Linked DNA regions of Homo sapiens: region 2 is linked to region 1. The links are chromatin contacts, found by Hi-C or POLR2A ChIA-PET in ENCODE. All regions are on one chromosome and are shown on one strand. Each heading gives the region's core, a stretch centred on a gene start or an enhancer-like site at or near the end of the contact. The rest is flanking DNA. Distances are from core to core; before and after follow the strand shown.

The links. Hi-C counts contacts between places; a loop is a spot of excess contacts on that map. ChIA-PET counts read pairs that join two places held with the same protein, here RNA polymerase II (POLR2A).
Region 2: a loop to region 1 is called in a map of ascending aorta, with 2.5 times the contacts of the local background. The contact joins two enhancer-like sites. A Hi-C loop is called at or near these places in 1 of 168 maps with a recorded cell type or tissue (ascending aorta). POLR2A ChIA-PET finds 5 or more read pairs at or near these places in 1 of 52 experiments (T-cell).

The regions. Positions count from the first base shown.
Region 1 is chr1:244,597,970-244,603,570 of GRCh38, reverse strand. All of the region lies in intron 17 of CATSPERE (catsper channel auxiliary subunit epsilon), which reads right to left. It also overlaps the pseudogene CYCSP5. Among named protein-coding and RNA genes, the nearest start is that of DESI2, 52 kb to the left of the region's middle. RefSeq lists an enhancer at 3,334-3,543. Within about 2 kb of position 3,495, at least 5 of the 41 ENCODE cell types and tissues checked have a DNase peak (open chromatin) inside an H3K27ac peak, as active enhancers do.
Region 2 is chr1:244,670,324-244,675,924 of GRCh38, reverse strand. The region is part of intron 1 of DESI2 (desumoylating isopeptidase 2); the gene reads right to left. Among named protein-coding and RNA genes, the nearest start is that of DESI2, 20 kb to the right of the region's middle. Within about 2 kb of position 2,747, at least 5 of the 41 ENCODE cell types and tissues checked have a DNase peak (open chromatin) inside an H3K27ac peak, as active enhancers do.

The DNA of each region.
Region 1 (5,601 bases), core at 2,246-4,745:
CTGGGTTTGTAAAGATCTTTTACAATGATGTTTAATTTATATCATTGAATATATTTGAAAAAATACTTGTCTATATAAGCATGGCTTATTTTCATGAATGTTCTTTAATGTAGGGTATAATACTAATTAAGCCTAAGAAATGCAGAAATGTTACTAGTTGGCAGCTCTTCCTTGCAATTTGTAACCTCCCCACAGTGGTAGTTCCATTTTGGGAATTGGGAAAGAGACCTCTCTGTGCACCTGCAAACCTATTAGACAAATCCTTGTGGCTATCCCATTGTATTAACCACGACTTTAATTTTCTGTATTCTGATGCCATAACTTCTGGGGCCTTGCTGACTCTAGGGGGTCTGCGGAAGGTTAGCCAATTCCTAGAGATAGTAACCAACTCTTCCAGGAGCCCCTGCCTATGAAAGGGGGTTCTTTATTAGTAGCCCTGGGCTACTATCCTCCTACCCTCATCACCCCAGAGGCAGACACACTACAACCAGGGAGAGTCCCTAGTCCCCAGAGCCCCATTGAAATTATTCAAAGTAGCCAATTTCAAACATGCTTACCCTGCCTCTCCTATTCCTTCCCACAGAAACTGCAATAAGGCTCTGCCCACATTTCCCCCTCACTCCCTCTGCCTCCTGACTGACCCTGATGTTTCCATGTGTGGCCCCATGGAGCATGCCTTGCCCCCAGTTTCTAGGGATCTGTATGTATAATGCACTTCCTTCCTGATGGCCATTTCCGCGTCTGTATATCTTACCGTACCTGACTAAAGCGAATCCTCAGGACCCTTAAAACACCCAGAATATCTGTTCCTGAACTCCCTGCAGGGTAACAAAGAAATCCTGCCCCACTGTTTCCTCTAGGGCTGCTTCTGTGGCACTGAATTCTAGTTTGGGATTGGAGCGTGATAGACTCATCATCAAATGCTAGTAAGTGTGGGGCAAGCCCTGGGACTCTGAATCCAGCTGTGATGACTTGGGTTCCCAGCTAGATCACACTCCCAGGGCTGGCTTCCTTCTTATGAGTGTTGGACAGTCAGTCTATTGTCCTTTTATCGGTAAAACTCTGCCGAGCCTTGTACCTGAGCCATTCCCTATAACGTTAAGGCATTTATTGTAATCCAGAGACCTAGACTATGGGCTAATTTCCCGGTGGCCACCCCTGCCGCTGATTCTCAAAGCTTGATTGATTCAAGTCTGCCAGAGTCTCAGAGTGAGCAGCTAAATTCACCTCTGATGAATACCTGATCGGATACCTGGTTTTCAACTATGTATACTATAATTCAGTGGAACTGGACAATGGACCTTACCCATTTGTCCCTCTGTCGTTGACCTCTAGTATTCAGTTCATTATCTTAGGATAATTGGAAGTAAAAGGTTTTATCAAGTGATTCCTAGTAGCAGACAAATAAGTTATTTCTAGAAACAAGTGCTGCCACAAAAATCCCAAATAGTGCTGTTCCAGTAGACTACTCTCCCACCTCACCCTCTCCCATCCCCCACTTGTCCTCTCATCTGCCCCTTGACCTCATAGAGATTTCCAGTTCCCCAATTCCTCCTTCCTTCCCCTTCCCCTTCTTCTCCTTCCCTTTCTCCCCTTCTCCTCCTTCTCTCTCCTTCCTTCCTTCCGTTTCGCTCTGTTGCCCAGGCTAGAGTGCAGTGGTGCGATCTTGGCACACTGCAACCTCTGCCTCTTGGGTTCAAGCGATTCTCCTGCTTCAGGCTCCCAAGTAGCTGGGATTACAGGCGCCCACCACCCACGCCCGGCTAATTTCTATGTTTTTAGTAGAGACGGGGTTTCACCATGTTGGCCAGGCTGGTTTCGAACTCCTGACCTCAAGTGATCCGCCCACCTTGGCCTCCCGAAGTGCTGGGATTACAGGTGGAGCCACCGCGCCCGGCCCTCCCTGCTTTCTCACACAGCATTTCTCTCTTGCCTTCTCTTCGTTCCCTACTCAGCCCAGTCTCATGGCTAATCATCTGACCCCCAGTTATATTTATCCTATTTTTGCTGGTGAGAAATCTGTCAGTCTAGGTGACATTCCATTGTAGGTAATCTGTCTTATTTATATGACAGCGTATGTGATTTTCCCTTTTTCTTTACTGTTTTATGGCTTCATTCTGAGGTATCTGAGACTTCATGCCAATCCTCAACCTTCTGACTTGGGCCTTAAATTCTGAAAAGTTTTCATATTTTATTTCTTTTCATTGAATGTTGCCTCTCTTTTCAACGCATTTTCTGTAATTTCCCCTTCTGGAAAAAATTATTAAGCACATGTTGAAATTTGTCCTTCTGCTGAAATTGTTTCTTACCCTCTTTCTTATTTCTTTATCTGTTTACCTATTTGTATTGCATCCTGGTTAATTTCCACATCCCTCTTTTTTCAGTAATTCTCTCTCCACCTATATCTAATCTGGTTTGTAATTATGTCTAAAATTTTGAATTTAATGACTACATTTTCATGTCTAGAATTTCAAAATTTTTAAAATATGCCTACTTTCTTTTCATAGTCGTATTATTTCCTTATGATTTCTATTTTATTTTTCCTCTTTATTCATTTTTGAACACATTTTCTATATTATTCAGATTGTTCTGTTATTTTTAAGCATTTGCTTTGTGTGCTCATTTTTCAACTTATTTTATCTGCTGACTCGCCCTCATGGGGGTCCGTTTCCTTAAATGTTTGTAAATTTAGATGATCGATTCTTTGATGGTGGTGACTTTTCCAGTGAGGATCCTATATCTCTGGATTTGATGATCGATTCTTTGATGGTGGTGACTTTTCCAGTGAGGATCCTATATCTCTGGATTTGATGATCGATTCTTTGATGGTGGTGACTTTTCCAGTGAGGATCCTATATCTCTGGATTTGATCGATTCTTTGATGGTGGTGACTTTTCCAGTGAGGATCCTGTATCTCTGGATTTGCTTCTCCAGTTACCTTTGTTTCAAGGGGTTTGCTTAGGGGTTTCAAGGCTAGTTGATAGTTTTTAGCTTCATTTTTCATATGGCACTTTCTGTGACTAAACTCTATTCCTATTAGGTATAAGTTCAGATCCATAGGAGGCCTGAGGTGAACATTTTGGTGGACATCTCCCATTCTTATAGGAGGTATGTTTTTGCCTACAAATTCATGTAGGTTACAACCTTCCTTGTGACTGACCTGGGCATTAGCAGAGTTTTCTAGTCTCTCTCTCTCTCTTTTTTTTTTTTTTTGGACTAGGTAGCTCTTAATATATCCTGAATTTGTGAAAGAGCCTCTTGGCCTCACAGGGGCTTGAAAACCCAGCTTCCAATTTCTAGCTCCATTATCCTGGGCCAGTAGCCCTGGATCGCATAGGTAGGCTGAAAAGCATTGCTCTAACTTTCAGTTCTCTCTTCGCTTCTGAGAGTCCGCCTTCTTTCTTTCAAGCTTAGTTATGTACAAAGTATTTTTGTTATGTTTTATGCAGGATGACGTGTCTATCACGGGAGGGAGTCCCGTCACGTCCTAAGTTGAGGGAGTGACTCAACTTAGCTCAGTCTGCTATATTACTATAATCAGAATGACTCATTTCTAACCTTCCTTTCTTTATCCTCAAACTGTAAACATACTCATCTATCTTCCTCTTTAAAAAAATCCAGGTCATATTTTGTGTTTTTCTCTATAGGTAAATTCCTGTCTCTTTCTTCTATTTTCCAGCCCAAAGCTGAAAAACTGTAGACTATATTTTGCCTCTACTTGTAAACTTCTCATTGATTTTGCAAACCCCCTGCAGTCTGGCTTCTCTTCTCACCATTGTGTAGAAACTACTCTTACTTGAGGAACGGTAAGGAAGCCACTCGCTGCATCTGAGTGAGTGCAGTGAAGTTTAATGGGAGAAAGGTAACAGAGGCAGAAAATCAAATAGAACCTTGAAAGTCATTGTAAGGTCTTGGCTTTTACTCCATGATAAGGATTTCGAGCTTTGGAGCAATGTGCTTTGACTTTGTTTTCAAGGTTTTACCCTTGCTGCTATATGGAGGCAAGAGTGGAAGCAGAGAGAGCAACAAAAAGCCTGTTGTAATAATCCGGGTCAGTGGTGATGACTTGGGTCTGTAATAGCAGGCATTGACAAATAGATAGACCCAATAGGCTTTGTTAATGGATTTGATGTAGGGTGTATGAGAGAGAGAGGAGTCAGGGAGATTCCAAAGTTTTGGCCAGATGAGCAAGGATGGAGTTGCTACCACTTAAAATGGGGAAGGCTACTGGTGGAGCAGGTTTTGAGGGGAAGATCAGGAGTTCAGTTTTGGACAGGTTACGTTTGATATATCTATTGACATCTAAGTGCAAAAGTGATATATGTATTTAGCATCTCAGTGGAGGTGTCAGTCTGGGGTTCAGGAACTGTATCTGATTACATTTTATACACCACCTTGCAGTTAGATTTGAGCCATGGCAATAGGTTCTGGATAATGGGATGTGGGTCGAAACCACCTCTAGTTCTAAGCCTTTAAAACATCCCATACAATCCTCCAGTCTTTTTCCCAGACACGGCGGCAAACCAGGAGAGACCATGTCCGGACGATGTAGTTCTATATATCAGACTATGACATGGAGAGTTAGGCACTGGGATTTTAGGGTTTATTTATTACTGCAGCATAGCCTAAGCATACTTGACAGATACAAGGGGAGACGGTCAGGCTGTAGATGCAGTGTTGGGATATATCAATATATTGAGACATCCTGGCCCATGTGACTGGATGATGACATTCAAAGAGAAAGTTGAGATGGGGAAAAGAAAAGAAATCCCTGGGCCTCCGGGCATTCCAACACTAAGAGGTCAGGGAGATCTCAGAGAGCCAGATGTCAAGCTTCTGAGCGGGAACCTTTGTAGTGCGAGCAACAAAAGAGAGAATTAAATATGGGTGATGTTGAAAAAAGCAAAAGTGTTTTTGTTTAGAAGTGTGTCCAGTGCCACACCGTGGAAAAGGGAGGCAAGCATAAGACTGGGCCCAATCTCCATGGTCTCTGTGGGTGCAAGACAGGTGAGGTGGCTGGATTCTTGTACACAGACACCAAGAAGAACAAATGCATCATCTACGGAAGGAGCAATTGGAGAATCCCAAGTAGTACATCCCTGGAACAAAAATGATCTCCACTGGTGTTAAAAGGAAGGCAGAAAGAATTGGTCACTGCCTTATTTACTTAGAAACCAGAATTGTCTCATGATTTTACGTGTATTGTAGTGTCATTGATCTAATATACCAGGGTTCAGGTCATGTATGACTGGCAGAATATTTTTGTTGGGCAGCCCTGATAAGTAAGACTGGCTTCTGGTTAAATGAATATGATCAGTTTTTTTGAATTTTGACAGCAATTCGGACTCAGTAAATGCTATCCCTGTTTCCCCTTCTACAGATATGATTGAGCTTGATGAGAAACGTCCAACTTTTCACAAAGACGAGAATGCCATCCCCAAACCTACTGGAGACTGGTTTTTAATTTAGATGTGTGTAACTAGTTATATGAATATATTTTAATACTGGAAAAATTCTTGCACTGTCTCAGAACCAAGCAAGACTCACATGTTCTTTAAATTTGTGTTCATTTGCCTGTGAAAGGTAAGGGCTGAAGGTAAG
Region 2 (5,601 bases), core at 1,498-3,997, 73 kb before region 1:
TAAATAAATGGAAAGACATTCCACGCTTGTGAACTGGAAGATTTAATACTGTTAGGATGGTAATACTCTCCCAAGTTGACCTGAAGATTCACTGCCATTCTTGTCAAAATCTCAGCTGCCATTTTTTGCAGAAATTGACAAATTTAAAAATTCATATGGAAATTCAAGAGACCTAGAATAGCTAAAACAATCTTGAAAAAGTTATAGGACTCAGACTTCCTGATTTCAACATTTAGCACAGAGCTACAGTAATCAAGACAGTGTATTACTGGCATAAAGATAGACATACAGATCAATGAAACAGAATTCAGAGTTCAGAAATAAGCCCCTATAATGATGGCCAACTGATCTTTAACAAAGGTGCCAAGACAATTCAGTGGGAAAAGAAGAGTCTTTTCAACAAATAGAACTGAGACAACTGGAAATCCACATGCAAATGAATGAAGCTGGTCTTCTACCTCATGCCATATATAAAAATTAATTTAATGGATCAAAGACCTAAATGCAAGAGCTTAAATTATAAACTCTTGGAAGAGAAGCATATCTTCATGATCTTGGATTACGCAATGGCTTCATAGATATGACACCAAAAGCAAAAGCAACAAAAGAAAAAAATTGATGAAAGCAGAATTTAAAACTTTAGTGCTTTGAAGAACACTATCAAGAAAGTGAAAAGGGAAACCACAGCCTGGGAGAAAATTTTGGCAAGTCATATACCGACAAGGGACTTATATGTAGAATACATATAAGAACTCTTAGAACTCAACGAGACACATAACCCTACTAAAAAATGGGCAAAGGATCTAAAAAAAAGTATTTCTTCTAAGAAGATACGCAAATTAAAACCACCATTATCTATCATGTCACACCTACTCAGATGACTATAATCAAAAAGACAGATAATAACAAGTGTTAGGATGTGGAGAAATTAGAACTCGAATACATTACTGGTGGGAATGTATCATGTTACAGCTGCCTTGGAAAACAGTTTGGCAGTTCCTCCAAAAGTTAAACCTAAAGTTACCATATGACCTAGCAATTTTATTTCTAGGCATATGCCCAAGAGAAATGAAAATATATAGCCACATAAAAACTTGTAATTAATGTTCACGGCAGCATTACTTGTAATAGCCAAAAAGTAGAAACAACTACATGTTTATCAACTGATTACTGGATAAATAAAATGTGGTATTATCCATGAAACGCAATATGATTTCTCAGTAAAAAGGAATGAGGTATTTGATGCATGCTACCACAGGAATGAACCTTGAAAACATTATGCCAGGTGAAAGAAGCCAATCACAAAAGACCACATATTACATGATTCCATTTATATGAAATGCCCAGAATAGGCTACACAGACGGAAAGTAGATTCGTGGTTCTATGACTGGAAGTTTGGGAAGATATGGGAAGTGATTGCTAATGGGTATGGGCTTCTCTCTAGGGTGATGAAAATATCCTAAAATTGACTGTGGTAATGATGGCTTCACAACTGTGAATATACTAAAATTCACTGAATTGTACATTTTAAATGGGTGTACATTTTATATAGTTCATCTAGTATATGAACAGTATCTCAAAAAGGCTGTTAAAAAAAAAAAAGACCGTTATGAATAGAAGTAAAGTAAATCGGCCGGGTGCAGTAGCTCACGCCTGTAGCCACTTTGGGAGCAGAGGCGGGTGGATCACCTGAGGTGAGGAGTTCGAGACCAGCCTGACCAATATGGTGAAACCCCGTTTCTACAAAAATTACAAAACAAAATTAGCTGGGCGTGGTGGCGGACGCCTGTAGTTCCAGCTACTTGGGAGGCTGAGGCAGGAGAATTACTTGAACCTGGGAGGCGGAGGTTGTAATGAGCCGAGATCGCACCACTGTACTCCAGCCTGGGCAACAGAGCAAGACTCCGTCTCAAAAAAAAAAAAAAAAAAAAAAAGAGACAGAAGTAAAGTAAATCTATTAACTTGTCCCAAATGACAGAAGAGTATACCATGTTTTAGTTGGCAAACCTAAACAAAAACTCTTCTGTACATGCCTTGAGCCCCCGAGGATAAACATTCCTTTAGATACAGAACATACTTTGCTCCTTAAAGAATAATTCGGCATTATAACAAAGTTTTTCCTCTGTTAGCAAAATGTGAACCAAGAAATTCACAAAAAGTTTCCATTTCCCTGTTTTTATTATTAGACATGGTCCAATAAAGTTTACTATCAGTGAAATATATAAGTTATGGGAATGGAACTCTCAATGGAAAAAAAGTGAAAAAAAATACTAGCTACCATAAAACATTTTCTAGTAACACAAGACAGTCCAATTAGTTTCTTGAACTCTCTATACCCAATCAAAAACCTTTAAATAGGTTACTTCTTAAATTACAGGCTGCATTCCTAATTCTAGCCAGCTGCCTTCTAAAAACATCTGCTTTTAGTCACAAGGAAAACAGGATATAAAAAAGGAATATATCAAGAGCAGAAGAAAACAATTCTAAATATGTATTTTGGTCAGCCACTTCACATATGAACAGTAGCACATTTCTGAATAAATGTTTAGAATATACATTATGAAGCGAATAAATTAGATGTTTTTCTTTGGTGTGACGTTTTTTCTTAATAGATTCAGAGGAAAAGAGGGTAAGCCCTTCCAGGGAGAGTTGGTTAGAGAAAGAGATGCCCTCCAAATGCTTCTGCTCCTGTTAGGGCTTCCTAGATCTATTATTAGAGAACACGCCTGGAAGGCTCAATCTTTACAACTGGGCAGGCTGCCTGTGGAAGATGCAAATTTAATTCAAGGTCAGTATGCCTTATCAAGTCCTTCTGCCTCAAAGTCCTGCCAAAGCTATGCAGACAATATGGATGATGTCTATTTTAAGTGAATATTTAGTGAGATAACTGTAAAAAAAACCAAACCAAAACAAAAAAGCATATGAGAACTGAGCCTTTTACGGAATGATTTCAGTTGTGAAACTATCCTACTCCCCTACAATAATGATTTACTGCTGGCAGTTATTCATGCTGAAATAACTGCTATTATTATTATTATTATTATTATTACAGACAGAGTCTCGCTGTCACCCAGGCTGGAGTGCAATGGGGCGATCTTGGCTCACTGCAACCTCTACTTCCCGAGTTCAAGCGATTCTCCTGTCTCAGCCTCCAGAGTAGCTGGGATTACAGGCATATGCCACCATGCCTGGCTAATTTTTGTATTTTCAGTAGAGATGGGGTTTCACCATGTTGTCCAGGCTGGTCTCGGACTCCTGACCTCGTGATCCGCCCGCCTTGGCCTCCCAAAGTGCTAGGGTTACAGGCATGAGCCACCACGCGTGGCCAACTGCTATTAATTTTTGAAATCAATAGTAGTGTTTCTCAACGCTTCTCTAACCTGGTGTGTTAGTCCGTTTTTGTGTTGCTATAAAGTAATACCTGAGACTGGGTAATTTATAAAGGAGGTTTAATTTGCTCACAGTTCTGCAGGCTGTACAAGCATGGCTCCAGCATCTGTTTTTGGCGAGGGTCTCAGGAAGCTTCCAATCATGGTGGAAAACAAAAGGAGAGCAGGCACGTCACATGGCGAGAGCAGCAGCAAGAGAGATGGAGAAATGGGGAGGTCCCGGCTCTTTTAAACAACCAGATCTCCCATGAACTGAGTGAGAACTCACTCATCAGCAAAGGGATGGCCCTAAGTCATTCATGAGCGATCTGCCCCCATGATTCCAAGACCTCCCACTAGGATCCACCTCCAACATTTCTTTTTTTAAGAGATGGAGTCTTGCTATGTTGCCCAGGCTGATCTCAAACTCCTGGCCTCAAGAGATCCTCCTACCTCAGACTCCCAAAGTGTTGGGTATTACAGGCATGAGCCACTGCACCTGGCCTGGAGGTCACATTTCAATATGAGATTTGGAGGGGACAAACATCCAAATCATGTAACTTGGTTTTATCTTTTGTCATTACATTTAAAAATTATTTTACTACTGTCAAAACTTATGTCACATAGCATCTCTTCAGTAAAAATCTCCCTACACAGGTCAAGAGAATTTCTCAAAATTGCTATGAGGAAATTCATGCTTTTGTAGGATACCATAAAATATTGATATGTTTAACCTCATTTTACAAACTAGAAGCTATTTTTCTAACAGAAAATATTATAAACATGCAAAACAAAATCATAGCCAATAACATGTATCCATAAAAGACAAACAAAACAAGCTGGTGAACTAGATATAACTGGATGTTAGCAAGATTTCTGCTGGATAAGCCTTCATTGATTTTGTCGTCTCAATAGTAGCAGACGCCAAAAGTTTAAAAACACATACTTGAGAAAAATGGATAATCCACGACATTTTTATCCAAATAAAGCCCTAGAAGTTGGCTTTTTATTTGAGCTGGGGGAAGACAACTTTTATTTCTAGAGCTTGGTTCAAGTATAAGAGTACAGTTAGTATTAACATTCAGCAGACTAGTTAAAGAACTATTGCTCTCAGGCAGCTGCCGAAGGTGGGATGAAGAGTTACATATAATGACACTGGGGGCCGGCCTTGCAGAAAAAGGTTAGCACACAAAAGTGGTGCTGTACAAGGGAGGAATATGGCACAGAACATTCGAACCACATCTACTTAAGGTGGCTATATATTCAAGCTTACCCAGTGCCCAGTGCTGACAACTAGATCATCCCTCGGAGATTACACGAACAATCAGACGTTTTCATTTGAAAGTTAGTTTACAGTTTAATTCTTCTCAAACCCTTCCTAACATACCAAAGGAAAACAGTAAAGCAGCCAGATGCTACCACAAAATAGTATCTCTTAAACCGCGAAACAGTAGAAGAGTTACCACAACATCCCAATGTCAACTACCTATGTAAACCATTTGTACCGAAGATATCATTTGGTCAGTTTAATCCAAGGATCTCTTTCCCTTAGGATCAAACTAGAAAGCCCACAATGTCCCCCTAGTTCCAGTTTAGATTCCAAGAGCGTTTCTTCTATTATATTTTCATTAATCTCAGAGATTACTGCTTGAATTTAAAAAAGATTATCCAAGTATTGTAACTAACACAAATTGAAGCATTTGGACTGTAGTGAAGGCGGCAATTAGACTGAGTTGGGAGACCTATGTGCTTTGCCTTGGTTTGTTCATATGTATTTGATAACTTTTTAAGGTACTCAATCTGTCTCAAAAAGTGTTTGATTCTAATTCAGAATCCTGGAGCCAGAATGTCTTGGTTGAAGTCCACTATTTGCTAGTTGTATGGCTTTGGGAAAGATAGTTACTTACCTCTCTGTCCCTTGACGTCCTTACTTACAAAATGGGGATAACAAATACAATCTACCTCAGAGGACTGTTATGAAGAATAAATAAATTAGTATGTATAAAGTACTTAGAAGAGTGCTTGTCCCATAAAGATTATTATGAGTGTTAGTTGTAGCCAGAACGCGTATTTATTGGCAATAAGATCCTTCCCTCAAATTTTGTTCTACATATTGGGGAAGATTGTATGCATGTGTAAATAGACGAGTTCTGGTTATCTGTACAGTGTCAAAATTTTCAAGAATTTTTGGGAGTTGATGTCAAATTACCAAGAGTAGTGACTCACCAAAAT